Regions from separate parts of the Homo sapiens genome. Here region 2 is linked to region 1. The links are chromatin loops, found by intact Hi-C in ENCODE. Cell type or tissue: heart right ventricle. All regions are shown on one strand. Links, peaks and the distances in the headings refer to the core of each region. The heading gives the core; the rest is flanking DNA. Region 1 overlaps MAGI2 (membrane associated guanylate kinase, WW and PDZ domain containing 2). Region 2 overlaps MAGI2 (membrane associated guanylate kinase, WW and PDZ domain containing 2).

Region 1 (16,587 bases), core at 2,819-10,818:
GGTAAAGCTTCTTAAACTCTGTGAGCCTCAGTTTCTTCACTTGCAAAATAAGAAAAATAATAATCAGACCTACTTCATGGAGTTATTGGGAGAATTGGATGAAATAACTCATGTGAAGCATTTAACTTTTTTCACGGCACTTAACGAGGGATCAAAAAGACTCAAGGGGAAACTAGCTGTTGCACATTTTTAAATTCTGACAAAGATTGAAAGTTTTCTTTTTCTTTGCTTTGAAAAGCTGGAGGGTAAGGAGAAAACAAAACAAAACAAAGCAAACTCATAGTTGGCTTTTTCTGGCCAGTTGACTTACTCAAAAAAATCTCAAACCTTCTCCAGATTTTTGTTCTATTCTTTTGAATACTTCCTCAGAGCACTGTCCTCTACGCAAAGGACATTCCCAGTTCTGCCTGTTCCCTGAAGTGCTTCTGCTGTTTGGGTGGCTACTGTGCCAGGAAGTGAGAAGGTACCCGTCTAGGAAATGTGGTTATTTTTATAATTCCCTGAACCAGGGACTGTGATGAAAGGCAACACATAAGTTTTCCCATGTCCCATTAGAGGCACTCAGTTTAGTGTGCATTAGCAGGGCTTTTTTCTTTCTCAGAGGAAAGAAAATAGTATTACATATTTTAATTTTGCTGTTTAACCTATAAACAATTTTTCAAACTCATGACCAATAGGTCCCCCTTTTCTTTTGCCAGTGGCTTAGCCACACAGCAGCTGATGGCAGTGGTTACCATTAGCCTGATGATACTACAGAGGCTATGTTTCATTTTAAATCCCTTGCTTCCAGATTGATTTCCTTCAGGCATAATAATTTCTTTCAAATCCCCTATCTGTGAATTCCAGCTAATTTGCAGAGTTGCTCCATCATGACCTTCGGGCTTGCCTTTGTACTTAGTCTCACTGCTCAGTGTGGCCTGTTAACATGATAGCCAGATCTGAACACCCAGGACTTCTCAGGTATGTGCAAAGTTATAGTCTGAAGGGCATCACAGACTTAGTCCATGGAATAGCTCTCTTTCTACATAGGAATGAAAATTTCCCACACTACTTCTGCTTTCCCCTTATTCCTGGGGAGTGAGGTAGGGTGAGAAATAGATTTGCTTCTGTGTGGAATATTAAGTGTTCTGACAAATGATTCATGATTGCTGTCACAGGACAGGCCTGACATCTCCTGCCTTAGACTGGCTGCACAGTGCAGTTCTTTCCCTGCAACTCACTGTAACCATTCACTACAGTCCAGAAGTTGGGTATGCTCTGATATTCTCCACTTTCCCTTCTTGTCATGCCAACCTGAATTTATGAGTTTCTTTATAAAGATGTTCCAATCTATTCTTCAAAAGGCTCAACCCACTATGGAGCACTTCAAAGATTTGGTAAGTGCTTTGTGCAAAAGCCAGTTAAAACAAATGTTTCTCCACTGTCCCATGAAAAGGTGCGTTTAGTTGGTTTGGCCTTAAGAAAATGCTTCAACCTTTAGCTTTCCGATACACTTTAGTGAGAGACTTTACAGCTAGTAATAGAGAAAGAAAATGGCTTGTGAACTTCTTGGCTGGTTAATAATCAATTTTAAGGTATAGCTCTGATTCTAACTGATGAAAGTAAAACACAAAATAGTGGTTACAACTGAGAGAGCCATAGCTGCTACTGGGCCCTATACAAAAATAGTAAAGATGAAATTTCACATCAGAAAATTCCTCTCTTGCTGTAGGAGAACAGCAAGATATACAGCAACATTTACAGATACTCTCAACATTACAGTGTGTGCCAGCAGTTTAATATCATGTATTGAAAAACAGAGCCCAGTAAAAGATCTGCTTTTCTACCATATTGCTGTGATATGAAGTACTCCCCTCATTAATTCATTTATTCAACAAATATTCATTGAGCCCAGGATACTTTTAGGTGCTGGAAATTCATCAGTGAACAATAAACAAAAATCACTACCCTATAGAGCTTCCATTCTAGTGGTCAGACAATCATAAATATAATAAATGTGTAAATTATATAGGATGCCAGAAAGGATGTACTATGGAAGAAATACGGTGGTGGAGATTGGTGTCAGTCATGTGGTCAAGGTAGTGCTAGAGTTGGTTAGAGTAGGCCTCTTATATATTTATTTCTAAATAGGCAGTATATTCAATTACCCCTTCAATTGAATATCTAATAAATAGCATATTCACTATAACACAAGTATAAATTATATAGTATTACATAATTATTATATGTATATATTATTATATAGTTACATTATATAATGTGTCCTTAGCTGTGTTTCAAAAAAAGGTTGCCATACTGTTAAATAAAGTTGAATTGAGCTGAGCATGGTGTGCCGTGTGGTTGCTAGTGCTGCTTGCCCATTAGCGGTATTGTACAGTTACATTTGCTCCATCCATCAGGAGCTGCAGCCTTTGCTGGGCAGAGGCTGACCACTTGCACCGTCACTGCTTCCAGCTCTCCTGCCGCTGTGCTCCTTAGCCTTTGGCATTTGGCACCTTTGTGCATTATATTTCACTGCTGACACAGAGATAGCTCGATATATCTCTCTATTCTGAGAAAAAAACAACTTTTTTCATTTACTTCCAATATGATTTGTACCCTTGACACATTCTATTATTTCCCCTTTGCCACCGTAGGGACTGGATAATCTATGATTGTATCTTGCACTGTAACTCATATTGGTTTCCCAATGCATACATTCTCATGTTGCTTAAGCTTTTGCGAACATGCTTCAGGATATCTGACCCTTTAAGTCAGTAGTTCTCAAACTTTTGGATGCATAGGAATCACCGGGTGAGCTTATTAAAACAGTTCTGGACCCACCCCATGAGAGTCTGATGCTGCAGGCCTGGGAGGGGCCTGAGATTCTGCAGGTTTAACAAGCTCCCAGGAGTTGAATGCTGCTGGTCCTCAGATCAATCACCCTTTGATAGCAAGGCTCTGATTCTTCTCACTTCCCAATAGCCACAGGATCTGTGGTCTCACTGATCACGTCCCAAGTTGGCTGAGCACAAGACCTGAGCTCCCTGACCCATCACAGTAGCTGCTTTGTAGTTCTGCTAAGACACCTATTCCCGTTACCACTGGTCCTGGGATCAGGATCCCTTACTTACCAGGTCACACCCTTTTAGTCTTGCTGACCCCTGGCCCACTGGCCAGTGAACCTTCCAGCCAACTCTAGCCTTGCCCCATTCATTACCTCCCTCTAGCCCAGGGGGACTCTTCAGCCTCAGCTGACCCTTCAGTTCCACTATTCAGTTTTCTCTTCTCTGCCCCCTTGGAGGAGGGTTTTTTTGTTTGTTTGTTTGTTTTTTTTTCCCTATCCCCATTGTTTTGGCCCTGAAGGGAGAGCTTTGTGGCAAAACAGAGCAAGAAAGAACTTCTCCATGAACAACTGATCTGTGGCCCTATCTTTTCAATTGCCTTCTCTAAAACCCCAAAGAAACAAAACAATTCTACTTTATCTCTCGCTGTGAGGGCACAGAACAAAACAGAACATTTGATGTGAAATAACAGCAATTCACATTCAAGTGGCTGCGGTGCCAGTAAGTCAGGGGAAAAACTCACACTAAAAAGAAAAAAAACCAACAAGTAAGACACACACAAACCCAAAACCACCTTTCCAGGCCTTTTGATCGCTTTCATTCTTTCCTGCACTGCCCGATGTTAGCCTAAGCCCAGTAGTATCTGCTCTGTAGTATCTGTAGCCTGGGACAACTTGCCACTATGGCGAGCAGATTTCAGGCTCTTTCCTTCTGAAACTCCTCCAACCAGTGTGCACCACACTCCTGTGCCAAAGACTAGGTCTGTCATCGTCTGTCTTTGAATGGCTTTTCTCCCATGCAGTGTTTTCCAGATCTCTCCCTCTTGATGCCTTTCCATCTCCTCAGCTCACAGCTGGAAATCCCATTTTTGTTCCTTTCTGGCAACTTTTCACTTCTTTCTATTTCTATTGTTATTTAACTGTGAAAAGTATTTCCTCTTGCAGGAAAAATGCCCGTATGCTTTGTCTGAGCAGGAGTCCTGCTGTTCATTATTTGCTGAAAGCCGTGCTGTTGTGTTTAATGTGCACCCTGGGATGTCAATACCATTTCGTATATACAGAGGCAGAAACCCATTTGATGTACTTTATGAGACCTCCTTTAGTTGGGACCAAATCACCTTACATGCCTCTCCCTTTGTAGCTCACCAGCAACTAAATGAGGCTAGCACATTTTGTTTGTTATCTCTGGACTTAGAATGTGGAAAAGCTGGAAGGAAAGGCTTATGGGAGATCTTTACAGTTTCACTCTCCCAGACGGGGTCATTCTGAGATTCAATATTCTGGTTTTCAGGACTAATTTTTTGGCTTTGGTTGTTTTGGAGAGACTTAGGCTGCTACTTTATGGCTTAAATGTCAAAATTGTTAACTTGCAGCATGAATATGTCTTAAATCATTCAAATGAAGGAATAAACCGGAATAAATCTAAGTAAACACAACAGGATAACCAGCAATCCATGTAATCTGAGGAGGCTTATCATAAATACTTGATGACTGCCCACTGGAGGGGAGAAAGGATTCAGGAATGCAAAGCCAATATTCAGAAGTGATAGGAACCTGGGAACTTGTGTACAAACCAGGCAGAAAGATGTCCTGAGGCTGGGTGGTGATCATGGCTGCATTCACGCATCTGAGCTTCATTTCGTACAGGACATCTTCCATTCTGGTAACAATTCTATTGCTTCTGCACCAGGCAAAGTCCAGCAAGGCCACTCTCCTCTTGAGCCAGCCAAGACTATTCCCTCCCTGTGACTCAGTCATGCAATCCCTTCTGCTTTTGGAGGAGGAGGGGAGCGGTTGAAGATAATATCTACAGAATGGGGTGCTGGCTTCCCCCCAAAGCAGACAAAGCATGAGCCAAGGGGTCCAATAAATTCAGAATTTCATTTTGTAAAGACTCTATTAAAGTAAGTATCATAGAAAGAATTAGAAACTTTGTTGCTTTGCCTAATATTTATTTTATAGTTTAATGTTATTTGTATTTCTTAATGGGAGAAAGGACCTGATAATCTTTTCCGTGCTTAGGTTAGGTTTTGTAATTATCTGGCCCTGGTTGAAGGCTCAATTGGCATAAAATATTCATCTTTCCAATGTCTTTTAATTCAGTCCTCTGGGTTGGGTACTGGGATGGGAATCTCAAAGACAGTAGCTTTAAAGAGTAGCACAGGCATACAGGAGTTTTGGGAACTGCAGCCAGGCTCAGTCTAAAAGGGGCCATTGCTTAGTTCCAGCCAGTTGTTGTCATGGAGAAAGGCAAGCTCAATGTTGCTAAATTTAATTTTCAAGAGAAGATGAAAATCCGTTTTTCAAAAGATGAAATTAATCGGCGCTCAACAATTGTAAAATACTGGGGGAACTAAAAAAAACATGCTATAGGGCCGCCAGGACGCTATCTCTGTTTCTGGGACTAGGCCACTTTAATTCTACAGAGCCTGTAGAACTTAGAGGCCTCAGAAAATATAAACTCCAGATCCTTACTTGTTCTGAGAAGCTCAGGTGACAGTTTTGACTTGGTGGAAAAAATACAGTCTTCAATTCCATTTAATAAATATTTACTGTACCAGGCTAGGCTTGGAACACATAAACACCATTAAATTACAGTCCTTGCCTTCGAGGAGCTCAGAGATTAGTAAAAGGGGGAAAAAAGAGCACATGAGTCAGTGTATTCCGGAACAAACAGAGAGCTCATCTTTCTGGTGGAAACCCCTTAGGTTGGTAAGTTTGAAGTATTATGTTAGTATAAGTGCAATGGATTCTAGATGGGTTTACCCTTAAATGCCCTGTAATTGTTTCAGCAAGTGCTCAGTGTCCCACAGAAGTGATACAAAAATTGCCTTAAAGTTGTATTTTATTTTGAGCATGGTTTCATTTTGTTTCATTCATTTGATATCTTTTAAGCACATGGCTTTGCCATAAATAATTTGGTCTCAGCCCAAAGTGAAGTCTGGCCATTCTCCCTGGTTTCTGAAAGGTTAACCCTTGGAATTAGGAGTGTCTTTGTCATTCATGGTGAGCCCCTTTGACCATACCTGATGGTTTATGCTAAGGAGATGACCCAGGATGGGGCCAGCCTCACCAATAATCTTAGGGTAGGGGCTGACCATACCCGAAAGACCAGCATTGTAATTAGAGGGTTGTGTCTTTGAGCCACATGATATCAGCCTGGCCTCTGAGGAAGAAAGGGGGCTGAAGATTGAGGTCATCCTTGTGGGCAATGGTTCAATCAATCATGCCCATGTAACAAAACACTGGGATAAAAACCCTGGACACCAAAGCTTGGGTGAGCATCCCTGGCTGGCAATCCTCTCTGCATGAATGCTGGAGGGTAACAAGTCCTTAAGGGTGATGGAAGTGTCACATTTGGAACCCTTCCAGACTTTATCCTGTGCATCTCTTCTTTTGGATGGTTCTAATTTTTATCCTTTCACTACAATCAAACCATAATCATAAGTACAGCACTTTCTTGAGTTCTGAGTTGTTCTAGTGAATTATTGGACCTGAGGAAAGCTGTGAGCACAGGACAGTTCTCTGGGTGGCCTTGGACTCACCCAATTTTTTCCCCTTCTTCTCTTGTAGTTGTCAAGAATAACTATAGAAGGTGCTAGGAACACAACATCTTGAGATAAAGAGGGGCTAGCTGGAACAGCCTGTGTTTTGTTCCAGTCCCCCCTAGAAACAGGATGTCCTTCAGTGCTTGAGTCCAGTGTGACATACTTCTCCAGGGTAGAAAACCCACAGTAGGCTGCTTTTTGGGGCCCCTCAGCTGAGGTGCAAGTGTGAGTGGAGACTCCATCTGTCCTAGGCAGCTTTCCTGAGCCTTGGGGAACTTGCTCTTCATGAATCCTTGGCTTCTACTGTCACTTGCTGCCTCCCTGTAAGTGATAAATCCACTTCACGTAGCCTGGTGTGTGGGTGGGTGTTCTGTCTCAACAGACACAGATAAGTTGGCAACCAGTGCACGGCGAACCTACTACATGGTGGGGCCCCCAGATTCAGAGCTAGTGTTTAAAGTTGGGGTGGTCTGTGGAGACTGTTCCCTTAGACTCTGACATTTGGCAAACTTATTTCAGCAGACGCCAGGAGTCTTGGGCAGAGGTGGCAGTCTGAAGACTGTGACCTTAACCTCGAGTTTGGCTCACTCTGGATAATGACACGTTTTTCAATTATGGAGTACTCATGTTGGAAAAAAAGGGTAAGACAAAGTCCTTGCTTAGGAGAAATTTAAAATCCTGCTGATTAAAACAAAATCGGCAGACACATGAACAATCCTGAAGGAAGCCAAGCTGTATAAATATCCTGCGGAGGTCAGGAGGTTCTGTAGCATAAATCAGTGCGTTAAATGCTTACAGATATGAAGGGACTTGAGAATGTTTTCAGTTCTCTCTATTATAAAACAAGGTAAGTTATAGAGGGCAGGGAGGCTGGAGGGCTGACTCGGTCACCTAGGATCCCTGGTAATCTCAGAATCGGAGATGGGGGAGAGTAAACAAAGCTGTGAATGGGAGTAAAACACAGCCAAGAGTTCCTTTTCCTTGTGACATGAGATTCTTAATTTAGTCTCTGAATAAATTTAAGTCTGAAGTTACTTGAGCCCTGTATTTTACCTCAGCATTTTCCCTCCTCTCAAAGCACCAAGAAAAATCTGGCCAATCCTCCTTGGCAAAAGCACCTTCATGTCTTCTTTGGCAGCTGGGAAGTTAGTGACGTTCTGGTTGACTGTTGCCAAATTTCATCCCCAGGAATTCGGAAATAAGTCTTTTTTTCCTGGAGAGCCCTCATCCTTGGAGTATAAGCTCAGCTTCCTGGGGTTTTCTGTAGAAAGGGACCTCATCAATCATCTAGTTCAACTCCTCCCGCAGGGCAGAGGAAGCGCCTCGGGGTTCCTGCCAGGTTCCCATTGGTTGCTTGAATACCTCTTGTGGGAAGGAGCCCACTCTTCACCCAGGCAATCTACTTTACTCTGAGACAGTTTTAACCGTTTCAGATTCCTCTCATTTATTAGATTAACTTTTTTCTCCTGAAGATTTCTGCCCAGGTTTTATTTTTATTTTAAATTTTATTTTCTGGGGCCAGGCATGGTGGCACATGCCTGTAGTCCCAGCTACTCAGGAGACTGAGGCAGGAGGATTGATTGAGTCCAGGAAGTTGAGACTGCAGTGAGCTGTGATCACACTACTGCACTCCAGCCTGGGTGACAGGACAAGACTCTGTCTCAGGAAAACCACATATATATAATATTTGTAGTACATATAGTATATTTAAAAACCATATATAGACACACACACACACACACACACACACACACACACACACACACATATATAGTATATTTCCTGGGAGAATCTAGTAACAAGAGAAACAAAATTGATAATGATAAACATTTATTCAGCACTTAATGTGATCCAGACATAATGCCAAGACCTTTATATATATATATATTATCTCCTTTAATCCTCAAATCTACTCTACAATAGAGCACTATTGTTATCCCCATCTTGTAGATGAGAAAGCTGAGGCTTAAGATTTAACTCCCTTACATGAGCTAGGATGGAGTTCAGGTGCCAGAGCCGGATGGGATGTAGATAGCTGACTGCACTGCTCAGGCCCTTCACTTATTCAAAACTTTCGTGGACCTAACTTAGTCACATTGGGTACCATTTAAGACACATCTTTTACAATGAGTGTTTTATAGCTTATATTTTAACATATGCTCATAAATCTAGCCTTGCTGTGTTTTCTGTGTATTAGTGACTACTAGTATTTTATGTTTCACTGTGAATACGCGCACACACACACACACACACACACACACAGACACACACACACATACACACACACAAAGTGTTCTACAAAGCCCTTCTAGATTTCCCAATATATATTAGGCCAACTGCAGTTGACTTTATGAACACCTTCTGGTAATCCCTTAATTCAAATCTGGCTGAGATTCTGCAGTGCTGAGCTTGATTTTATTTCTGTTTATCCCTGTGTTTTATCTCCTTTGCTGTTTTGGTTAAAAACATACATAATTCTGCTGTTCCCAGGTGGGTGTTACCTCTACTCATAAACTGTTACCCAAAGATACCAGGGGTTCAGTGCAATTAGATAACGAAAATACTCAAGAGGAATTCAATCGATTCTAAAAAAAGAGCAATGTCCCTATTGAATGTGATTTCTAAAGAGATATTTGTCGTGGAGATAACTGCATGTCGTGAGATCTTTTTAAAGAAAACAGCAAGGAAAAAAAAAATCCAAAGCTTAAACTTCTTTATGAGAGTCCTAAAACATTTCCTTTTAGATATCACACTAAACACTATTTTCCCTGGTGTTTACTCATACAATACAGCCCCAAGCATGGAAATAAAGAAGATTCAACTTACAGGCTGTCCAGGCTCATCTCCCCCGAGGATTCTGAAGCCAAATCCAGACTCCATCCTCCGAAGATGAACATCCAATTCCTTATAATCTGGACCTGGCATAAAGGAGATCCCATTGAGTAATGAATCCTGCCTCTTTCCCAGCCCCTGAGGAACTGAACATACCAATGATAAATTAATTTTGTGGATGCGATTAATGAGAGTGCTGTTAGGGTCAATGGAAACCATAGAGGATACAAAAAATATGGCAGCAAAAAAGTAGGTGTTCCAAATGTAGGTTGTCCCTGGAATAATAGTGACTAGCCGAGGGCACTACTGAGGTATTACCAGAAGCAGAAAGAGTACATGAATTTTCTGAGTAAAAAAATTGATGCCTTTATAATTCTTGATTTTCCTGAGAGCATTCAGATTGCCCTCAAGAAGCTAGACTGTCACTTTGAGGATGTTTACTCTGATTAGAACAATTATTGCGCAAGTAAGAGAGAACAGATGGCAAAACCCTGGAACTGTCCAGTAAAGCACTGCCTGGTAATTTATTAATATCTGTTTATGACATGATGCATCCAGTTTAGGAGTGTGTGTGTGTGTGTGTGTGTGTGTGTAGGGTATAAACGTATGCCCAATAGAAGTTGTCTCTTTTAAAATTGCAAAAATTAGAAGATATAGAATTTAAACTTTCTTGTATTGAGGTTCAAGAAGCATTTATTTTCTGACAAACTCCTTTAGGGTTTTTATAACTTACAGGTAGAAATTCATCTGGGTCTAAGGTGGACTTTTATCACCGAAACATTTTAGAATGTGCAAGCCATAGATTGACTTTTGACTTCATGAGAGTACTCAAAATAAATAGAAGATACTTTTCTGAAGTCAGCTGAAAGAACACAGTTGTATTTCAAAATAAGATGAAAAACTCTCCTGAATGTCATTTTTTCAGCCTTAGAAGAAACTAAAACTATTAAATATAAAAAGTTTTGACTTTTTAAGTAGAATCTGATTTATGCTTAGCCTGTCCCCTTGCCCCTTGGCACCTTCCTCAGGGGGAAATACTTCAGTTGTGACCAAGCTGCGCATACTTTCATGTCCACTGCTGGGGTGCCAGCAGATGATCAGCAATTTAAAGAACTATTTATTATGCTGTCTCTTGCTTAAGAAATGTTTAGTGGTTTCTGGACCTGAATGGTTTAAAGGAGGTATTAGAACTGATAGAAGCAGGTATTAAGTAAAATTCCCCTTGCTTAAACAGGATAGTTGTAGAAATTAAGACGAGATTTCAGAGAATTCTCATGGGACAAAAATCTATGTCTGAGCCACATGATTATACAGTAGCACTCGTTGTAGAGAGAGGCTCATTGAATGCTGGCCAGGCAAATATTTTCCAGGCTCTGCAGTAGGTGGGACTGCTGGAGTGATACAGTGTACAAAGCACAATTATACAGGCTTGCCTTGGTGCCCAACAACCTGGGCTATTCCCAGGGATATATGAAAGGCATCATTCACTTCTGAGACGTGGGCAAATGCCGATTATTTATCTGGTGCTCTTTTAAATAAAGATGAATCAGGCGCTTAAGTACATATGTTTATATGCATTGTACAAGATTCAATGAGCATTCATACCCTTTTATGACCAAATGCACACATGACCAAGACCTTTTCCATTCAATGAATAATATTAAACTCTGCAAGAAGAATAACCAGTTAGACCTCCACATCCTTTAGAAATTATATAATCAGTCATATTTTAAAGATGGGAGAACTTAAAAAATTCCATTCCTATTAAATAGAGGTGGTGGCAGAGGAAAGATGAAAATTTTGCCTTACATTCTATGAGACACAACCGGCTTTTGAACTCAGTTTCTTCTGAAGTCTGTATATCATATATGAAATCACATATTGGGGTGTGTGCTAAGCCTTTGGGAGTCTGGAGGCAGATGGAGTAGAGCTCTACAAAATCATAGCAGGTATCTGTACTCCTCCCAAGAGAAGGAGAAAGACAAGGGGAGATCGGAGATGACAGATATTGCTCAATCACTGTTCAAACTTCTACAAGTTGAGGATAATACAACTGCTCATGGCAATCTCTTCTGTAAGTCACTTTAAGCTGGGAGGAACTCTAGACCACATACACATTAAAAATACAAATAGAAGGTGCTGTATTTGTGACACTTAAAATGATAGAGCCAGCATATGTTTAACTAGAACTTTTCATCTCCTGTATTCTTCTCACTTTTGCATCACCACTGAATATGCTAAGTGGGAACTTGTTCTTCCAGTGACTTCAGCACCCATCCATATTGCACAAGGAGCTTTACAAGACCTTTATTGTGTGATCCATCTTATTTGCTACGTAAAACTTTTCCCCTAAAGAAATGCCGAAATTATGACCATCTCAGGAATGGAACTTTCAGAGGTGTCAAGGCACAAGAAGTTTGTCTTTTGTCAGAGAATCTGTGATTCCTGGAGGAATTAAGGGGCTTTTCTTTAATGAATAACTTATGACTTCTTTTTAGGAGAAAAATCTAGATTTTAGCAAGTAAATTTTATTGAACTCTGAAGAACAGAGACACGAATAAGGCATTTTTTCTCCTCTTCCTGCTCTTCTTGCACATTTTGGTGACAATACCGATCCTGTTGCTCTGACCCACCCTGATTTCAAACATAGGGTGGTATGTGCCAGCCATTTATTTCATCTTCACTCTTCCATTCTTCCCAGCAGGGGTGGCCAGCTTCATGGTTCATGAGCAGGAAACAGAGGCAAAGAGAGACCCCTTAGAGAAGAATGCTGGTAGATGTGATTTATTTTTTATTTCTTTGTTAATTTTGAACACAGATTCAGAGGCTGCAGGGTCTGGACTATTTTACAGAAATAGTCAACTGGAAAAAAAGTTCATATGATAGATTGTGCCTTGAGGCAGCAGTATTTTTTTTTTTTTTTTTTTTTTTTTTAGGGAAAATAAGAACATTTTAGGAAGATAATTTTTCTTTGGTTTCTTTTTTTCCTTGGAGTCTGGCTTTACAAAATAACTAAAATTATATGTACAAAGCTGGGAGACATCATTCTTTTTCCTTCCTGCTTTGTTAGCTCTCTTCGCAGATTGTGATGTTTCTGACTTTCCCCTAGTTGCTCTTCTGGCCCGACGACATGTTTCAATTACTGTATCAGGTTTTGTCTCTTTCCTTATTAATGCAAGAACTTAAAGTGAAGAAATCCAAGGGCCATCTCTTTACCTCACTGCAACAGAGTTAACAATCACTATTCCTTTCTCTTGTTTCAAGAAACTATGCACCAGGGAGGTTGTTAGATGAGGGTGTCTGGTAGACACCTATTTGGACCTGAGTTGCTTTGCATGTTGTTTAACTGTGCCCCATCCTTTTACTCTTCTGTTCCCTTCTTTATTTTTTCTGTGCTCTTTTTAAAAAAATCTTCTTTTTCCTCAGCACTTTTTGCAGAACTGTCAGAGACACTCTCAGGTGTCGCTTAATGCAGCTCAAGAGGAGGCAGTGGTTGTAAAGAAATGGACTAAGAGGACACAAAGCATTCTTTGGATATTAGTGTTCAGTGGCCAGCTGTGGCTAGTGTTGCTTCTTAGAAGTTGGGTCCTCGGATCCTCAGGCATTATGGAACAAAGCATCTCATGATCCTCTTCCTAGATGGAATTTTACATGACCACTGTGGCAAGTTACTGAAATGAAATTTAGAAGTCTTAATTTATTCTGGGCTCACACCAATATTGCAAAAACGAACTTTAAAAAGTAGCAAATGGTGAGCACATCCAGGTATCAGGACAACCTCTCTCATAATAAAGAAAAGCAGATTTCAAAAGTTGATTCCTACTTCACATGAAGACTCTAGGGGCTTCACATGCTGTATGTTTCCTTAGTCTTGCTTTTGAAAGAAGTAGCTCTGTGCACAGTTAGGGAAAAGGCTGGGTAACTGAACACAACTGATTAATTTTATGAATGGATTCAATCTTCAGAAATGCAAAGAACAACATTTTTATGAATTAATTTGGCATATGGGATGCTGCTGTAAACATGTCAATTAAAATTTGGTACTTGAATCCCCTTTCATGTTTTAATTAAAACATAAGTACCATGGCTTATCATCACAGTTTGGCACAGAGGATACATTTATTCAATTTTTCCTGCTGGAAAGAGCATCACTTTTTGGGCTTTTCCTTGTAAAGAGATCTAGGAAAGTTAGCATGAGGAAGATATCAGGAATCAAAAAAGGTTATTAAACATGGTCTTGACTTCTGGATTTCTATGCACTCCAGATATAGAAAGAGTTAAACAGGAATTATATAGTTTCTGTTGCTCAAATCTAACATTACCTAGTAAGTAGCTAATACTCCATCCTTTAAAATATCCCTTCTCTTTAGTTGTTTGCTTTATCCCTGTGGGTATGTGAATGTGACCAAGCACGTGTTAGCCATAGTAGAAGCCATCTCCCAGTTTCTATTTGGTTCTCTCCTCAGCCTTCACATGAGCTCAGATTTTTCCATCCTAAATATGACTTTGCTCCTTCCTTCCATCTCTTTCTAGGAAAAGTAGTCTCTAGGGGAGCCTTCATTCTACCTCTGATTCATTCCTGCCAGTCTGGTTTATGCTCTCTCTTAGCACTACTGCACTCTTTAAGGTCACTATGCATGCTAGTGACCAAATTAAATGGCCTCTTTTTCTTTCCTCATACTGATTGATTTCAGTGCCTTATTTGATATCGTTGATGCACTGTTTATGACTTCAGATTTCTTTTGATCCTAAACAAGGAAAGATCTCCTTTGGAAGTCGTTTCTGTGACACCCCATTTCCTGGCTCTCTTATTTTTGGGTGGAGTTGCCCATTCAAAGTTCCTGGCCATAGATTCCATTGTTTCTCACTAATATTCTCCTTAGGTGATGGCATAATTATCATTGGCCATCTATAGTGTTCCATTATGCACAGTCTGTAGGAGTTGCTAAATAAACATTACCTGAACTTAGTTGCCTTAAGGCACTCTCTAGTCTCCTAGTCCCAATGAACCACAGCATTATTCCACTATGGAGTTATCACTTAGTTTCATAAATATGTATTATTTAGAACTTCCTACTATCAATTTTGCCTCTGTACCTAAGGATCTTATGCAGGTAAAGTTAATAATATACCTTATAATTATGATAAACGTATCTGAGTCAGAATCATAACATAATTTGATGAGACATTTTATAAATGTGACAAAAAACATGGGGCATCTACTTATTTTATCTTATTTTTGTATTTTTGTATTTTTTTTTTTTTTTTGAGATGGAGTCTCGCTCTGTTGCCAGACTGGAGTGCAGTGGTGTGATCTTGGCTCACTGCAACCTCCACTTCCCAGGTTCAAGCGATTCTCCTGCCTCAGCTTCCCGAGTAGCTGGGACTACAGGCAAGCACCACCACGCCCAGCTAATTTTTGTGTTTTTAGTAGAGACGGGGTTTCACCATGTTGGCCAGGATGGTCTCGATCTCTTGAACTCGTGATCTGCCAGACTCGGCCTCCCAAAGTGCTGGGATTGCAGGCATGCACCACCGCAATCGGCCATTTTTGTATTTTTTATTAGAGATGAGGTCTTGCTTTGCTGCCCAAGCTAGAGTGCAGTGGTGTGATCACAGCTCACTACCACCTCACATTCCTGGGTTCAAGCCATTTTCCCGTCTTGTCTCGGTCTCCCAAGTAGCTGGGACTACAGGCATGCGCCACAGCGCCCAGCTGTTTAAATTTTTTGTAGAGATGGAGGTCTTGCCATCTTGTCTAGGTTGGTTTTGAACTCCTGGGCTCAAGCTGTTTTCCCACCTTGGCTTCCCAAATGCTGAGATTATAGGCATGAGCCACAGCGCCAAGCAAGATATATTTATTTTAAATGCAGTCATGATTTTCCAGAATATTCTGATAACTTGTGTGGACATTCAACCAACTATTTGGATTGGTTCTTTTCTTCAAAATGTGAATTGCACAGTAACGTAATATACCCCAACTATATTATAACTTTTGTCTTCTAAGTAATGTATTTTTTAAAAAGGTAAAAACTATTACTTTGCATATATGTCAAAGTAATCTAAACTACTGGGCCATTCTCCTTCTCTTGTTTTTAAATGAAGTGCATTCAGAATCTGAGATTTTTAAGACATGTGCTTTTTGTGACCAGTAAGCTGAGATTTAAAATTCCAAATTAAATCTTGATTTCATTTTGCAACTGTAATTACTAGGTCCCATTTTCTCTCTGGGCATAAGATAATGTTTTAAAAAAATTGCAAAGATTTAGCAGCCAGTATAGAGGAATAATCATGCTGTAAAATTTTTAGACAAAGCTAAACAAATACTTTAGACATTATTTTAGGAGAAAACACTAAATAATATCTTCCATATTTTCTACATATCCCCCCAAAAATGACATGGAAACTTACAGAATGAAATGATCTCAGGCACATATATTCTTCAAGGGGTGTTAGAACATGCTGAGATGGATAATGAGCTGTCATCATGGAAACACTCTGGAGATGTGTGCTGTGAGCCCACAGCCCTGAAATAGTGCTACTATTATAAAACACTATTTTCCGCAATTGTTTGAGTATTCTGGCTTTCAATCTGGTGGTCTGATTAGCTGTTTAAAGCATTTTCATCACCAATTCTAAGAGCAAAAAAAAATTAAATCTTCTTTTTCCTCCAACATTTGTACAATAATGTTAAATATTTTAGCCTAAACCAAAATTAGTGTTTTCGAAATGGTTAAGTAAAAAATAAAATTTCCTTTTAAGCAAATTAATTGGTGTATTACTGAAAGCTCTTAAAATTAAAATATGATATTTTAGCCTAATTTAAAATCTTATTGAAATATAGTATTTTATAATTGGCATGGTTTAAAAAAATTAAGTTGATATAGATATTTACTTGATTTGAAAAGAATTTCATTCTATGTTAGCAACATTTCTAATCCGTTCTTTGGAAATGTCTAAATTGCAAATCTCTTGAGACCTTCTAGCTTCTTATTTGTATCTAGTCTAGTGTTATTCAATGCAAATAAAATGTAAGCCACATAAGTAATTTAACATTTTCTAGTAGCCACATTTTAGAAAACAAAACAGATGAAATAAATTTTCATAATATATTTTGTTTAACTTAGTATATGCAAAATATTGTTTCAACATAAATCAATATAA
Region 2 (16,587 bases), core at 7,889-15,888, 61 kb before region 1:
CCACCACAAAAAAATTAATGGTAACTGTTGGATGATGGGTATGTGAATTAGTTTGATTGTGGAAATCATGCCCAAGGCACACTTACGTCAAAATATCATAATGTACCCCTTAAATACATATGATGTTCTATTTGTCAGTCATACTTCAATAAAGCTGGAAAACATTTAAAAAAGAAAATTATCTTAAACTTCCCCCTTTCCCCCACAAAAAGACAGTCCCAGACCCAAGTGACATCCCACAGCACTGTTGGCTTCTGTCTCCGGTAGGACTCACACAATTTTGCAAGATAAGTAACCAAAGCAAAAGTCATCTTAGGCTCACCAAAAGGGCTACATAGATTAGTTACAGAAAACAAGGCAAGGCTAAGCACACTACCTAACAATATTACTTTTTACTTTTCATTAAGCAGTGGAAAGTCTTTTATAAATGAAATTTTACTTGAGAAAGGCAATAGATAATACATAAGAGCAGAACTGCTTTGTCTGAAACAGGGTTGCGGGTGTGAGGTGGTACGCAGCGTTCTGCTGATTTTACTTCCGTCTTATTTTCCTGCTTCCATACCTACCCGGGGGGATTCTCTGGAGTCCTGAGGATTATCTATAATCTTTTCCATATGATAAAAAGGCACTTGGGGGATAGGGCCATGTCTTCTGTCCTGTTCTATGAGACTCCTTCTTCTATCTGGAATTCCTCCTCTCTTTCCTCATATCTACCTGTTGAAGTCCCATTAAAATCCCATTTAAACTTCACCTCTTTTAGGGAATCTCCTCAAGACAAAATTGATCTTTCCCACTGCAGATGATCAGTGCTTCTGTTACAGCTATAGGGATTGCATACCTTAGATATTCTGGGACAATCCCAATTTTTGATATTAGATCCCAATATGCTCTTACATTCATTTACTTCTCAGATCACATTTTAATTTTTGGTTTTGAAAATATGGTTGTGATAATTATAGTTCTCATTTGTAGTCAGCCTTGTTTCTGAGTTATTGATCTATACAGACATGAAGTATATATTTCCAAAGAGTAGGGATTGAGTCATTTTATCATAATTAATGATCCTTCCGACACTTCCCTCTCTTTTTCATCATCATCATACTTGCAACAATTTATTAATGCCCTAGAACACATGAGGTAGTGTTAGGCACTTATATTAATTACCTTGTTTAATTATTACAAAAACTCTGCAAGGTAGGTATGCATTGACCTTTCTTTTGTGATGAGGAAGCTGAGGTTACCCGGCTAGTAAGTGACGAAGTTGGGCTCTGCCCAAACCCAGGCTCTTTCCCGTATACTACTCTGCCTCCCACAGTGCCTCACAGTGTCTGTCTGCATATTCTAGAAATGTTTATTCTGGTATGTAATGAATAAATACATGTTCAATTGCTCAGAATTGAAAGCATGGAAAAAGTACAGTGCACATGAATTTATCGAGGCTATGAATTGAAATATTTCCCTTTCATGCTTGCATGATTCAGAAAAGAACTTTATACTTGTATTTAGTGCCATTTTAACTCACTCTAGTAGTTGAAAAGCAAAGTGAATCCACTCGAATTTTCATTTTACTGGCAATGTGTAGGTAAGAAAACTGGCACTCCAAAACACAACAAATACCTCTCCATGATTTGTGATATCTGAGCTACGGTGGATTACCTGAACACAGCCTGGGATCAGCTCTGCTCTGGTGGGGCCTCTCTTGGGCTTCTACAATACTCCTGGGAGGTGTAATTACTGGGGACCAAAACAAAACAAAGTGGCTGGCCATTACTAATGCCCCTGATATCTAGGGGCCCTGTTCCCTGGCTGTGCTTGTGAGGAATGGAGCAGGGGAGCAGCTCATGAGAACTTCTGAAAAGGACAGGATGGGGAGAGGGGCTGTTCAACAAGATGGAGTCTCGCTCTGTCACCCAGGCTGGACTGCAGTGGCTCGATGTCGGCTCACTGCAAGCTCCGCCTCCTGGGTTCGCGCCATTCTCCTGCCTCAGCCTCCCGAGTAGCTGGGACTACAGGCGCCCGCCACCACGCCCAGTTAATATTTTGTATTTTTAGTAGAGATGGGGTTTCGCTGTGTTAGCCAGGATGGTCTCAATCTCCTGACCTCGTCATCCGCCCGCCTCGGCCTCCCAAAGTGCTGGGATTACAGGCATGAGCCACCGCGCCCAGCCCGGATTTTCTTTAAAAGGCCTTCTACAGCCTAGTCCCATGCCATTTTCCATCCTTGTATGCTACTCTATTCCTCCAATTTATACCAACCATTGCTGTTTCCAGGACACACAATGCCATTTCACACTTTTAAGTCTTTCCTCATCCTGTTCTTCCCAGTGGAAGCTCCTCTCTGTCCATTTCTATCCTTAAAACCCTCCTCATGTTTCAAGAACCAGTTCTGACTACACCATGAAGCCTTCACGGATCCCTGCCTCTCATCTCCCACTCCCACCTCCTTTCAGATGAAGTGCTCCCTCATCAGCACTCCAATAGCACACTGTTTGCTATATCTTTATTATGAAATATATCAAAGTAGAAAAGAGATTATAGAATATATATATACAGCTTAAACAACAATAGTAAATAAATGCCCATGCAATCACTAACCGCCTTAACAAATAGAACAATGTGTCTCCTCCCTCCCACCTCATCTCCCAGAAGTTACTCTTCTGAATTCTGTTTATCATTCCTTTGCTTTTCCTCATAGTTTATAATATATGGCTATATCCCTCAATAATATATTGCTTAGCTTCACATTTTTTAAACTTTATAGACATTGTTTATATTCCCTTGATTTTTTTAGCTCAACATTGTGAAATTTACTGGCGTTAACGTATATTACTATAGTGTATTCATTTTCACTGCTGAATAGTTTCCTGTTATATAAATACTAACTTAAGTAACCATTTTCTTGTTGATGGTCATTAGGGTCATTTCCAGTTTTTTACTGTTGAAAACATTGCTGTTACAGACATTCTTCTAAAGGTCTCCTGATACACATGTGCAAGATTTTCTCAAGTATATCCCTGAGAACAGATTTGATAGGTCCTGGGGTCTGAGCAACTTCAACTTTGCAAAATAATGCAAGGAAATTTTCCAAAGTGTTTGTAGCATATTGTGTATTTCTATGTGCAGGATATGAGTCCTTGTTGCTTTATATCTTTGTCATCATTTGATATAAAATTGATATACATTTCTATTATTATGGTGGAAATGAAAAACATAATAGTATATCATTATGGTTTTAATTTTCTTTCTAGTTAGTAATGAACATCTTTTCATATGTTTGAATCATTCATTTTCCTCTTCTGTGATATGCGTGTTGCCTCTTCGCCACTTTTCTATTGTTATTGTTGTATTTTCCTTTTTTTATTTTTTATTTTTGTTATGGGTACATTATAGGTGCATATATTTATGGGATACATGTGATGTTTTGATACAGGCATACAATGTGTAATAATCACATCAGAGTAATTGGGGTATCAATCACTCCAAGAATTTATCATTTCTTTGTATCAGAAACATTTCAATTCTACTTATATTTTTAAAACTACAATCAATTATTGTTGACTATAGTCACCCTGTTGTGCTATCAAATACTAGATCTTCATCATTCTATCTAACTGTATTTTTGTACCCATTAACCATCCCCACTTTTCCCCCTTCTGCCTGCTTCACTTCCCAGTCTCCGGTAATTATCATTCAAATCTCTGTCTACATGAGTTCAATTGTTTTAATTTTTAGCTCCTACATATAAGTAATAACATGAGAAATTTGTCTTTCTGTACCTGGCTTATTTCATGTAACATAATTTCCTCCAGTTCCATTCATGTTGCAAACAACAGGATTTTATTCCTTTTTCTGTAGCTGAATAGTATTCCATTCTGTATATGTACCACATTTTTTTATTCATCCATTGACGGACACTTAAGGTTGATGCCAAATCTTTGCTATTGTGAATACCACTGTAATAAACAAGGGGGTGCACATATCTCTTAAAATACACTGATTTCCTTTCTTTTGAGTACCTAACAGCAGGATTTCTGGATCATATAGTTCTACTTTTAGGGGGTTTTTTGAGGAACTTCCACACAGTTATTCACAGTGGTTATGCTAATTTACATTCCCACCAACAGTGTACAAGCGTTCCCCTATCTCCCCATCCTTACCAGCATTTGTTACTGCCTATCTTTTGGATAAAAGCCATTTAACTGGGGTGAGATGATATCTCATTGTAGGTTTGATTTGCATTTCTCTGATGATTAATGATGTTGAGCATTTTTTTCATATACCTGTTTGCCATTTGTATATATTTTATTTTTAGAAATGTCTATTCAGATATTTTGCCCATTTTTAATAGGATTATTTTACTTTCCCCTGTTGAGTTGTTTGAGCTCCATATACATTCTGGTTATTAATCCCTTGTCAGGTAGACAGTTTGTAGATATTTTCTCCCATTCTGTGGGTTGTCTCTTCACTCTCTTGATAGTTTTCTTTTTGTGCAGAAACTTTTTAACTGGATGTGATCCCATTTGTCTGTATTTATTTTGGTCTTCTGTGCTTCTGAAGTATTACTCAAGAAATCTTTGCCCAGACCAATGTCTTGTAGAGTTTCCCCAACTACTTTTAGTAGTTTCATAGTTTCAGGCCTTAAATTTAAGTCTTTAGTCAATGTTGATTTGATTTTTGTATATGGCAAAAGATAAGGGTCTAGTTTCATTCTTCTGCATATGGATATCCAGTTTTCCCAGCACCATTTTTGAACAGACTGTCCTTTCCCCAATGTATGTTCTTGGCACCTTTCTTGAAATGAATTCCCTGTGGATATCTGGATTTATTTCTGGGTTATCTATTCTGTTCCTTTGGTCTATGTGTCTAGTTTTATGCCAGTACCATGCTGTTTTGGTTACTATAGCTCTGTAGTATAATTTGAATAATGTGACCCCTGTAGTTTTATTCTTTTTGTTCAGGATGGCTTTTGCCTACTCTAGGTCTTTTGTGATTCAGTATAAATATAGAATTTTTTCCCTATTTTTCTGAAGAATGTCATTGGTATTTTGATAGGGATTGCATTGAATCTGTAGGTTGCTTTGAGTAGTATGGACATTTTAACTATATTAATTCTTCCAATCTATGAACATAAAACATTTCCTGTGTGTGTCCTCTTCAATTTCTTTCATCTATGTTTTATAGTTTTCATTGTAGAGATCTTTCAGTTCTTTGGTTAAGTTTATTTCTAGGCATTTTATTTTATTTGAAGCTTTTGTAAATGAGATTACTTTCTTGGTTTCTTTTTCAGATGGAAACTTTTTAGCAGCCTCAATCTCATTATTTGTTACTGGTCTATTCAGGATTTTGATTTCTTCAAGGTTCAATCTGGGTAGGTTATGGATGTCTAGGAATTTATCCATTTCTTCTTGGTTTTCCAGTTTATTAGTATATAGCTATTCATAGTAATCTCTAATAATCCTTTATATTTCCGTGGTATCAGTAGTCATGTCTCCTTTTTCATCTCTGATTTTATTTATTTGGGTCTTCCCTCTTTCTTAGTATTGATTTTGTTTATCTTTTCAAAAAACCAAGCTTTCATTTTGTTGACCTTTTGTATCCTTTTTTGGTTTCAATTTTATTTATTTCTGCTCTGATCTTTATTATTTCCTTTCTTCTACTAATTTTGGGTTTGATTTTGTCATGCTTTTCTAATTCTTTAAGATGCTTTGTAAGGTTGTTTATTTGAAGTTTTTCTACTTTTTTGATGCAGGCACTTATTGCTATAAACTTTCCTCTTAATATTGTTTTTGCTGTATCTCATAGGTTTTAGAATACTGTGTTTCCATTTTTATTGTTTCAAGAAATTTTTTAATTTTCTTATTAATTTTTGTATTTACCCACTGGTCATTCAGGAGCATATTGTTTAATTTCCATGCATTTGTATTGTTTCCAAAGTCCCTCTTGTTACTGACTTCCAGTTTTATTCTACTGTGGTGTGAGAAGATACTTGATACAATTTCAATTTGTTTGAATTTTTTAAGACTTGTTTTGTGGCCTAACATATGGTCTATTCTTGAAAATGATCCATGTGCTGAAGAGAAGGATGTGTGTTCTGCAGCTGTCAGATGAAGTCTTCTGTAAATATCTGTTAAGTCCATTTGGTCTATAGTACAGATTAAGTTCAGTGTTTCTTTTTTGATTTTCTGTCTGGATGATCTGTCCATTGCTGAAAGCAGGGTGTTGAGATTTCCACCTGCTGTTATATTGGGGTCGGTCTCTCTCTCTCTCATTCTCTCTCTCTCTCTCTGTATGTGTGTGTGTGTGTGTGTGTGTGTGTATACACACATATATGTGAGTGTATACACACACATATGTGAGTGTATATATGTGTGTGTATACACACACATATGTGAGTGTATATACGTGAGTGTGTGTATATATGTGTTTGTGTGTATATACACAATATATACTCAAAAGGATAATAACAGAGAACTTCCCAAACCTAGAGGAAGATATCAATATATCTATATCTATATATATCAATATATGTAACATGATATATTATCAATATATACATCGTGTGTGTCCTGGAAACAGCAATGGTTGGTATAAATTGGAGGAATAGAGTAGCATACAAGGATGGAAAATGGCATGGGACTAGGCTGTAGAAGGCCTTTTAAAGAAAATCCGGGCTGGGCGCGGTGGCTCATGCCTGTAATCCCAGCACTTTGGGAGGCCGAGGCGGGCGGATCACGAGGTCAGGAGATTGAGACCATCCTGGCTAACACAGCGAAACCCCATCTCTACTAAAAATACAAAATATTAGCTGGGCGTGGTGGCGGGCGCCTGTAGTCCCAGCTACTCGGGAGGCTGAGGCAGGAGAATGGCGCGAACCCAGGAGGCGGAGCTTGCAGTGAGCCGACATCGAGCCACTGCAGTCCAGCCTGGGCGACAGAGCAAGACTCCGTCTCAAAAAAAAAAAAAAAAAAAAAAAAAAAAAAAGAAAAAAGAAAAAAAAAAGAAAATCCTGTGGCTCACGCCTGTAATCCCAGCACTTTGGGAGGCCAAGGTGGGTGCATCACGAGGTCAGAAGATCGAGACCATCCTGGCTAAAATGGTGAAACCCTGTCTCTACTAAAAATACACAAAATTAGCTGGGCGTGGTGGCACGTGCCTGTAGTCCCAACTACTTGGGAGGCTGAGGCAGGAGAATCAGTTGAACCCGGGAGGTGGAGGTTGCAGTGAGCTGAGATGGCGACACTGCACTCCAGCCTGGGAGACATAGCAAGACTCCGTCTCAAAACAAAACAAAACAAAAAAACTTGTGAACCTAGTTAGATCTTATCCTGCAAGCAAAGGCAGGCTGTTGAAGACTTTTGAGGAAACAAGTGATTTAATTACACCTGTGATTTAGAAATACAATTTTGGTAGTTGTAGGAAGCATGAATAGGAGAAATTTGAGGCTAGTGGGACCCATCTAGCTACTGGAACAGTTCAGGATAGCAAAGACAAGGGTCTGTATTGTGGCAGTGGCAATGGAATGAAATGAAAGAATGCATAATTTGAGACCTGACTTATATTTCCTAAATGTATGTGCCCATTTCCAGAAAGACACAGACTGAAGCAAGGTGTACTGGCTTATTTCAGGCCAGCCCCTGCTCAGGCCTGAGCACGCCCCCTAGTTAAGTAGTTAATTGTGAGCACTGACTCGGGAGCTTGCCCCCAATTCCCTGTTCTCCAATTCCTAATTCCCTGATAGAAGTACATTTTCCAGTTTTCCTGGCTGTTCCCTTTCTAAAGCAAGGGAGGCAGTATTTGAAAACAACCTCTTTCCAATATTCATTAATTTGTCTTTTTGCTTACTTACATCTGCCCTTAACTTCCCTTTCTGGGCTTTCATTCTTCTCCCAAGGTCTCATACACAAGCACAGTCATGCTACTAGGTTGAGGAGTCTTTTTCTTCCACAAGAGACTAATTCAGCTGATACCATCCTAAAGACCAGGGGTATATGCATCCTTCAGGCAGATAATTACACAAAGACATGGGACACTAAGATGGCATTAAGATGGCATAACAACAACTCGTGACTGGTCTGAGATGAAAAATGAATGCGCTGAACATCCAATAGGCAGTTGGAAATTCAGGCTAGGCATTTATGAGGAATGTCAGTCCCTACCTCTTCCCCGCACCATGCTTGACCAAATAATGAGACATAAGCCTGCCTTGGGAATTGTGCTGTTTTATTACGGGACCCAGCAGGGGTGATCCCCATATGGAGAAGTACTTAATTCTCCCTTTGTATGGGCTCTACTTGTATTTATTAAAAAAGAAATATTTTGTCAAGTTGAACCATGCAGGAGTCAGATCTTTTCAACCTGGAGAAGGAAGCAGCAATGTTCCACAGGCAGGAGCAATGCCATCTCTGAGTTCAACACAGCCAGAGCTAGGAAGCAGCCACAAAGAAAGAAGGGGACAGGGTCTGACAATGGTGACTGCCAATCAGGAGAACACTTCTGGGCACCCCAAAGAAGAAACGTGAATGGCCTGAGATTCACATTTAAGAATACAGTACCCAGCTCTCCATAGCTTCTGAGTCGCTCTGCCATGCAAACCAAATCCTGTGTGAATCATGATCAAGGTGCATTTCATATCCATTTTCTGATGAAAATGGAAAGTAGAAGGTAACTGGGCAAACTGAGTGACTCCCCTGCTCATCTGCCAGAAGCTTTAGGTCTGGGGGAGAGATGGAATGACAAAGAATCTCAAGCAGAGAGCAAATTTGCGTAAACACTGCTTTGTAAAAATGAAGAGGGAAGAAATTGTAATTTATTCTCAGGCAAAGACAGAAAAATTACGGTTAAGCTTAAAAGAGAAAATGATACAACCCTTCTCCTCACTGAAGAGGCAAGTAAAGTGTATTTTTTCAGATCACAGCAGTGGTTTGTAAACTTTCTCGTTCTTTTCCATAGGCACCGGCCCCCACCATGAATAATTAAAATCAAAGACTCTCCTCACACTTCTAATGTATTCAATTCCTTTCTATGTCTTTCCATGCCAAGATGCAATCTCAGCCCTTTGATTCCTTACCAAACCTTTAACTAGCCCTCATGGGAAGATGCTTTTGAAATGGTTCAAAGTTGGGCATCTACTAGAAGAAGAAACAGAGCAAAGAAATGGAGTCCTCCTCATGTGAGGTAATGAGCCCCTGAATAATTGACAATGGAGCTCCCCATGGCTCTCTTCTCTAATCAACACCACGCTCTCCCTCATTGCTGCAAGCAGCTCGTGTAACTCATTTAACACAGTGCTCATAGGTCAGACTCTGAAAAGAAAAAGGTAATGGATTTGATCTCTGTGAGAGGCTTTTCTTTTCCTTCGTAAAAGGCATGGAGCAGGGCCAGACAATAAAGGGAAAAGAACTCATATTTGCAGACAATCTGAAGGATGATTAAGAGTGATGGCTGAGAGACAACCAGGCATCTGGACGAAATGGTCTTTGGGATGGCTTGTAAAGAGGCACGCTGTATGCAGAGAAGAGCTTTCAGGGTTGGCTGAATTTCAGCACCCAGACGTGATAAAACATTGGGTGGACGATCTTTGCAATGCAGGGCCCTCGAAATGATCTACCTGAGCCCATACAATTGCTTTATTTCTCTAGACAGGCTGCTTTATTTCCCTCTTATGTACTTGTTATCTCTCTTCTCTCATGCTTTTGATTTCATCAACTTCCTTAGGTCATTTGTCTGCATTGACCTGGAGGGGCTTAGCTCTGTGGGGTTGGTATATTCTGCTAAGCTCTGGCTTTCACATCATTCAGATTGCACTGCTTTCCTGTGTACCTTTTCTACTAGCCTCCAGCACACCTGTTTTGTAACTTTTATTCTGTCATGTTTTGCATACCCAGTGCTTTTGAAGTTCTTTATTATTTACTGTTTGACCTTATTTTACTTTATTTCCATTCTTTCCTTGTCATCCACGTTTGGTGAGAGATAGTTTACATATAAGGGAAACAAGTCTTGGAATGTCACCTAGTTTAAGATTAAAGGCATTTCTTAATGCTAGGCACAATAGGGTTTTGCATATACAACCTCACTGATTCTGCAAAATCTTAGTTAGGCATATCTGAACAGGGACGATGTATTTACAGTGAGGCACGTTATAAAAAAAGCTGACTGCGAGTTAGACTGAATTGCCACATATATTCATATAGTCAGTTACCTGCGCAATCCCATGTCCTGGTTCATCAGGTATCTTTGTGGCCATGGACTTGAAAAGCACAGCTAGTGAATGTGCAGAGTTGGAAAACACAACTGCAGTGTTCTGTACTTTGACAGCTTCTGTTCACGTATGCATTCAGCAGTCAATATTTACTGAGTGCCCCAGGTACACAGCCCTGGGCCCTGGGGTATAGTGGGCAGCCCAGAGCAACATGATTCCTGCTCTTGCAGAGCTTATGCTCTGGAAAGACAGACTTCATAAAGTGATCAGACACAAATATGTAAAATTATCACTGCGACAAATGCTATGAAGAAGATGTGCCTGTTTCTGGGACAGCCAATGACAGGTGGATGAGACCCAACTGGAAAGCACGGGGAAGTCTTCTCTGAGGAAGTGATGCTTGAAGTGGGATGTGAAGGATGAGGAGGACTTACCCAGGGGAACGGGTGGGGGAAGAGCCTTTTGGGAAGAGGGAGCAACATGTGCAAAAGCCCCATGGGCAGGAAGAAGCATGGGGAGAGAGACTGGTTGGTGGGATAACAGAGCAAGGGATGGAGGAGCTGTGTGAGATGAGCTGGGAGGGGGACTGGGGATAGAACACGCAGGGAGGGGGACTGGGGATAGAACACGCAGGGCCTGGCAGCCTTGTGATGAGGGTCTGATCTTTAATCTGAAAGACCATGGGGTGCCATGGAAGGGTTTTAAACAGTAAGCAGATAGATCAGATGAGTGTTTTGAAAAGGAACCATCTTATCTAGCAGGCTGAGGGGAGGAAAATACAAGTTGATTTGTATTTGAAAGCTTTTGTAGCCTCTTGACATACATACTTACTTAAAAGATGCTCTCCGTACCTCTGTGCTGAGTAGTGAGTACAGTCGTGCACCACATAATGATGTTTTGATCAACAGTGGACTGCATATGTGATGGTAGTCCCATAATATTTTAATATGATATTTTTACTCTACCCTTTCTATGTTTAGATATGTTAAGATATACAAATACTACTGTGTTAAAATTGCCTACAGTATTCAGTACAATAACATGCTGTCCAGGTTTGTAGCCTAGGAGCTATAGGTTGGTGGGTAGGAGCTGTAACCTGGTGTGTAGGAGGCTATAGTATCTAGGTTTTTGTAAGTGTACTTCTTTGATAGTTGCATGACAAAATCACTTAATAATGCATTTCTCAGAATGTATCCCTGTCATCAAGAGATGCATGCCTGTATTTTAATAAATAACAGTACAGGCCTTGGGGAGAACAAGAGAGTAGAAGAATAGAAGAAATTTCAGAAATATTGAACTAGGCACTTTACCCTTCCTGGAAATATTATTCCCATTGATTAGATCAGTAAAATTGACTCTCTGTGAAATTACTTTCAGGATATGAGGACAAGCTATCATTCCACTAATTGCTAGAGTTGACTCAACTGATCCTGCTGCTCAGGAGGACCTGGTATTTGATCAAAGCTATAGAGCAGCTGTGAGCCCCTGACAGGGTAACTTGTTCAGGTCAGAGCTAGACAGCCAGTGAGTTGTTGAGCCAGTATTTGAATATGTCTGTCAGGCTCCTGCTCTTTTTACTAGCTCGTTATTTCCTTACAAGGGAGGAAAACAAATGGACAAGAAAGTCACTATGACAGGTAAGAATTTTCCTCTAAGCAAGTCTTCAGGGCAAGGAAGAAATAGAGTGAGCTTAAGAGAGCTGATCAGTGAAAGTATCTTAGGTGATTGAAATAAATGAAGTAGATGTAAATCATGCACCAATGACTGGAGTCCTCAAACAGATAAACTCACCAATGGGTATATAACACTGTTTTACCCAACTTTTTCCCACTGGGAAATTCTGTGCCCACGTGACAGTCTTTGTTAAGGGAATCAGCCTCAATGCTTTGTTTCTCTGAACTCAGGGGCATATTATTTCCAGACTGTATGCCATGCCATTCAATCCCAGTGGCAGGATATGAGCAAGCTATGAAGAAGCTCCTCCCCAGTCCAGGCAAAGCCTCCAGCCAGGCAGGCCTGCACATTTATGGCCCAGACAAGCCACCTGGGTCCTGAGGAAGATAAAATGGGATTCTGCAGTGCTGAGGTGACAGTGTGTGGCAGGGTGGAGGGGACCATGCTTCTCTGTGCCCGGGACCCAGGAGTGCATGAGGGAGCCCTAGGGATCACAGTACCAGCCCCTTGACTGTGGAGTGTGTTCTCAGGCAGGACTGTGTGGCAGTGGCAAGAACTCATTAGTGACTTTGTGGACATGGGACTCACACAAGTGGGGACTGGAGCTGGAGAGGAAGATAAGGACGTATGCTACAGAATGAATGCGGCGGGCACACGGGAGGCACCCTCTGGGGTTCCTCTGTGGACACACTGTGAGAGGGGGCAACTGCCAGCTCTAAAGCTGGAAGTGGTTGCAGCTACTGTAACTTGGTCGTTAAAGGTAAATGTTACTAACTGCTGTTTATGGCAATATGGTGGATTAGATTCCCTAACCTTACCATTGCTGAATAGGGAAGAAAGTAAAGAATCATCTGATGCCAAAAGCAAAGTGAGAATAAGACTCCTGGAAGGTAAACAAGTACAAAAGGCAGCTTGTAGCCAGAAAATAACTGCTGATTCCTGGGAACCTTGAGTTTCCATTTTGATGACTAGGCAATAATGATAGAAAATCAGCTTAGGGGCTACAAATGGAAAGTCTAATAGGAGATCCTTGCATGAACCGGAACCCCAAAGAACAATTCAAAAGAGAGTTGAAAAAATAAAAAGGGTAAGATAGAATAAGTGAAACTAATAGGAAAAGAACAAAAATGATAGAATTAAATACAAGTATAAGTAAATAAAATTAATGTAAATTGACTGAAATGACCATGGTGAAATATATTGTTAAAATATAAAAAATCCAGGTTAATAGGCCAGAGAAACACATACAGTATAAAGACACAGAACGGTTAAAAGCAAAAGGATAAAAGAGACATACCAAAGAAAACTAGCATGCTTATAATAATATCAGACCAACTTTAAAGCAAAAAGCATTGACAGAGATACAGTAGGTCACTACATAATGAGAAGGATTGATTCACCTGGAAAATAAAAGAAATAACCTGAGTACCAAAAAACATGTCCTCAAAGCATACAAAGTAAAAGTTGATAGCTCTTCAGGCTGGGTGTGTTGGCTGATGCCTGTAATCCCAGCACTTTGGGAGGCTGAGGCAGGAGGATTGCTTGAGCTTAGGAGTTTAAGACCAGCCTGGGCAACATTGTGAGGCCCCATTTCCATCAAAAAAAGTCAACTGCTTTTCAAAGAAAAATTTGCAAAACCATTAGCAAAGATTTTTAAGAACCTACCCCAGTATTTAATAGATCAAATAGATAAAAATTAGTAAGACTATAAAATAGCTGAATAGTTCAATAACCAAACCTTATCCAATGAACAAATCTATACAACACAGCACTCAACAATTGCAGAATGCACATTCTTTCCAAGCACACATGGATCATATATAAAAAATGCAACATGTTAGGCCAAGTTTGTAGCAAGTTGCAACAAAATTGAAAGACTGAAATCTTGTGGAGTATTTTCTCTGAAGACAAATTAAGAGTAGAAAACTAACTAGAAAATCCCCATACAGTCAGAAATAAAAAAACAAAAACACCTTCTAAATAATTCATGAGTCAAAGAAGAAATCACAGTGGAAATTAGAATGTATTTGGAACTTAATGAACATACTACATATTAAATCTACAGCCTTAAATTTGTATTTTAATAGAAATGAAGAAAGCCTAAGAACTACTACTCTAAGCATCCAACTTAGGAAAAAAAAAAAAGAAGAACAACAGAGTAAACCCAGAAAGAATGGATGGAATGAAATATTAAGTATAAAAACAGAAATGAATAAGCAAGAAGACAAATATGTAAGCTGACTCTCTGAAAAGAATAAAAGAAAATTGAACAATCTTTGGCATGATTAATAAAGAAAAATGGAATACCAGAACAGTAGTCAAATGAAACAGACACAAATACAAATACCCCAAACATTAAAAATAGCAGGCAGGTGAGGTGTGATGTCTCCCATCTGTAATCCTAGCACTTTGGGAGGCTGAAGCAGTAGTATTGCTTGAGCCCAGAAGTTTGAGACCAGCCTAGGCAACGTGGTGAGAGCCATCTCTACATGAAAGAAACAAATCAGCCAGGTGTGGTGGTGCACACCTGTGGTCCTTGCTACTTGGGAGGCTGAGGTGGGAGGATTACTTGAGCTCAGGAGGTTGATGCTGCAGTGAGCCATGTTTGTACCACTGCACTCCAGCCTGAGTGACAAAGAAAGATCCTGTCTCAAAAATGAAATAAGATAAAAATAAAAATGATATAAAAAGTTTGAAAACTAAGATGAAATAGGTAAATTATTAGGAAGAAAAGCAGTTTATCAGAATAGACTTAAAAAGCAATAGAAAATCTGAAGATAATTATTTAGAAACATAATTAGTGAACTAAAACTTTCACATGAAGAAAACATACTAGATCTGGATGAGTTTGCAGGTGTCTTCCACCAAACATTCAAGGATAATTCAAAACATACATAAACTTTCCCAGACAACAACTGTAAACAACAGCAACAAAAAGGATTATTCTATTTCTCATTTTATAAGGTTAGGGTAACATTAATATCAAAATCTTTCCAAGATACTACAAGAAAATTATAGGCCAATCTTACTCAATAACATAGATATAAAAATCTTAAAGGAAATAACAGAAAATTGAATTGATCAATGCATAAAAATGATACATCATGAATAAATAGGGCTCATCCCAGGAACTCAAGAGTAATTGAACCATAAAAATCCTTTAATATGATTAATCATATTAATTACCATATAAAAGAAAAAGATCAGATGGTATTGTCTATGGATGCAGAAAAAGTAGACAAAATTCAACATCTACTCATAATAAACTCTCCTAGCAAACTAGTAATAGAAGAAAACATCTTTAATCTGTTGAAGGTTATCTATAAAAACCTATTAAACATCATGTTTAATGAAATTTTAAAAAGCATTCTCTTTAAGATTAGAAATAAACAAAAGTGCCTGCTTTGACCACTTCTATTCAGCATCATACAGTAAGCCAAGCCAATGAAATTTAAAAAAAAGAAATAAAAGGACTTAAAGGGAAAAAAACCTCAAAACTCTAATTAGAGAAAATGTGATTTTTATGCAGAAAATCCAGAGGTAGGTACAGATAAATTATTTGAAGTAATAAGAGAGTTCAGTGAATTTTGCCTGATATAATTGATCAATATACAAAATTCAGTTGCCTTTCTCTTCACTGGTTAACAGTTAATTTTAAAATGACATTAAAAATACTATAGCCAGGAGAAGAATAAAGTTGGAAGACTGACACTACTTACCTTCAAGACTTACTATAAAGCCACAGTAATCAGGACAGTGTGGTATTGGTGAAAGAATAGACGAATAGATCAATGGAACAGAATAGACAGAAATAGACCTGCATAAATATAGTCAACTAATCTTTGACAAAGGAGCAAAGGCAATGCAATGAAGAAAAAATAGTTATCTCAACAAATGGTACTGGAACAACTGGACATCCACATGCAAAAAAAATGAGTCGAGACACAGACCAAAACACCTTTCACAAAAATTAACTCAAAATGGATCCCGATCTAAATGTAAAATGCAAAACTATGAAACTCCTATAAGATAACATAGCAGAAAATCTATAAGACCTTGGATTTGGCAATGACTTTTTAGATATGACACAAAAGGCATAATCTATGAAAGAAATAATTAGGAAGCTGGATTTCATTAAAATTAAAAATTTCTGCTCTGCAAAAGACACTGTCAAGAGAATAAAAGGACAAGCCACAGACTGGGAGAAAATATTTATGAAAGATGTATCTGATAAAGGACTGTTATCCAAAATGTACAAAGAACTCTTAAAACTCAACAATAAAAAGAAAAATAACCTGATAAAAAGTGGGCCAAACACCTTAACAGATACCTCACCAAAGAAGATATACATATGGCAGATTAGCATATGAAAAGATGCTCCACATCATATGCCATCGAGGAAATGTAAATTAAAACAACAATGAGATACCACTGCATGCCTATCAGAATGGCCCAAATCCATAACAATGACGGAACCAAATGCTGATGAGGATATGGAGAAACAGAAACTCTCAATCGTCACTGGTGGGAATGTAAAATGGTATAGCCAATTTGGAAGACTGCTGGTTGTTTCTTACAAAACTCAACATACTTGTATCATATGATCCAGCAATTGCATTCCTTGGTTTTTACTCAAAGAACTTGGAAACTTATGTCCACACAAAAATCTGCACACAAATATTGATAGCAGCTCTATTCATAATTGCCAAAATCAG

Evidence for each region. Hi-C counts contacts between places; a loop is a spot of excess contacts. Peaks named below come from ENCODE experiments on the same cell type or tissue, not always from the same donor. Only the 100,000 strongest peaks of a DNase experiment are listed, where the experiment ranks them.
Region 2: it touches region 1 in a loop (4-fold over the local background); 2 of 110 quality-filtered maps call a loop at or near these places.

What each region holds. Positions count from the first base shown.
Region 1 is chr7:78,168,594-78,185,180 of GRCh38, forward strand. It overlaps MAGI2 (membrane associated guanylate kinase, WW and PDZ domain containing 2), which reads right to left. Exons shown (of 22, transcript NM_012301.4): 14 at 9,418-9,509. Among named protein-coding and RNA genes, the nearest start is that of DDX3ILA1, 190 kb to the left of the region's middle. In heart right ventricle, for the core only: no CTCF peak of the experiment used is centred there; a DNase peak (open chromatin) is centred at 6,924.
Region 2 is chr7:78,102,354-78,118,940 of GRCh38, forward strand. All of the region lies in intron 20 of MAGI2 (membrane associated guanylate kinase, WW and PDZ domain containing 2), which reads right to left. Among named protein-coding and RNA genes, the nearest start is that of DDX3ILA1, 120 kb to the left of the region's middle. In heart right ventricle, for the core only: no CTCF peak of the experiment used is centred there; no DNase peak of the experiment used is centred there.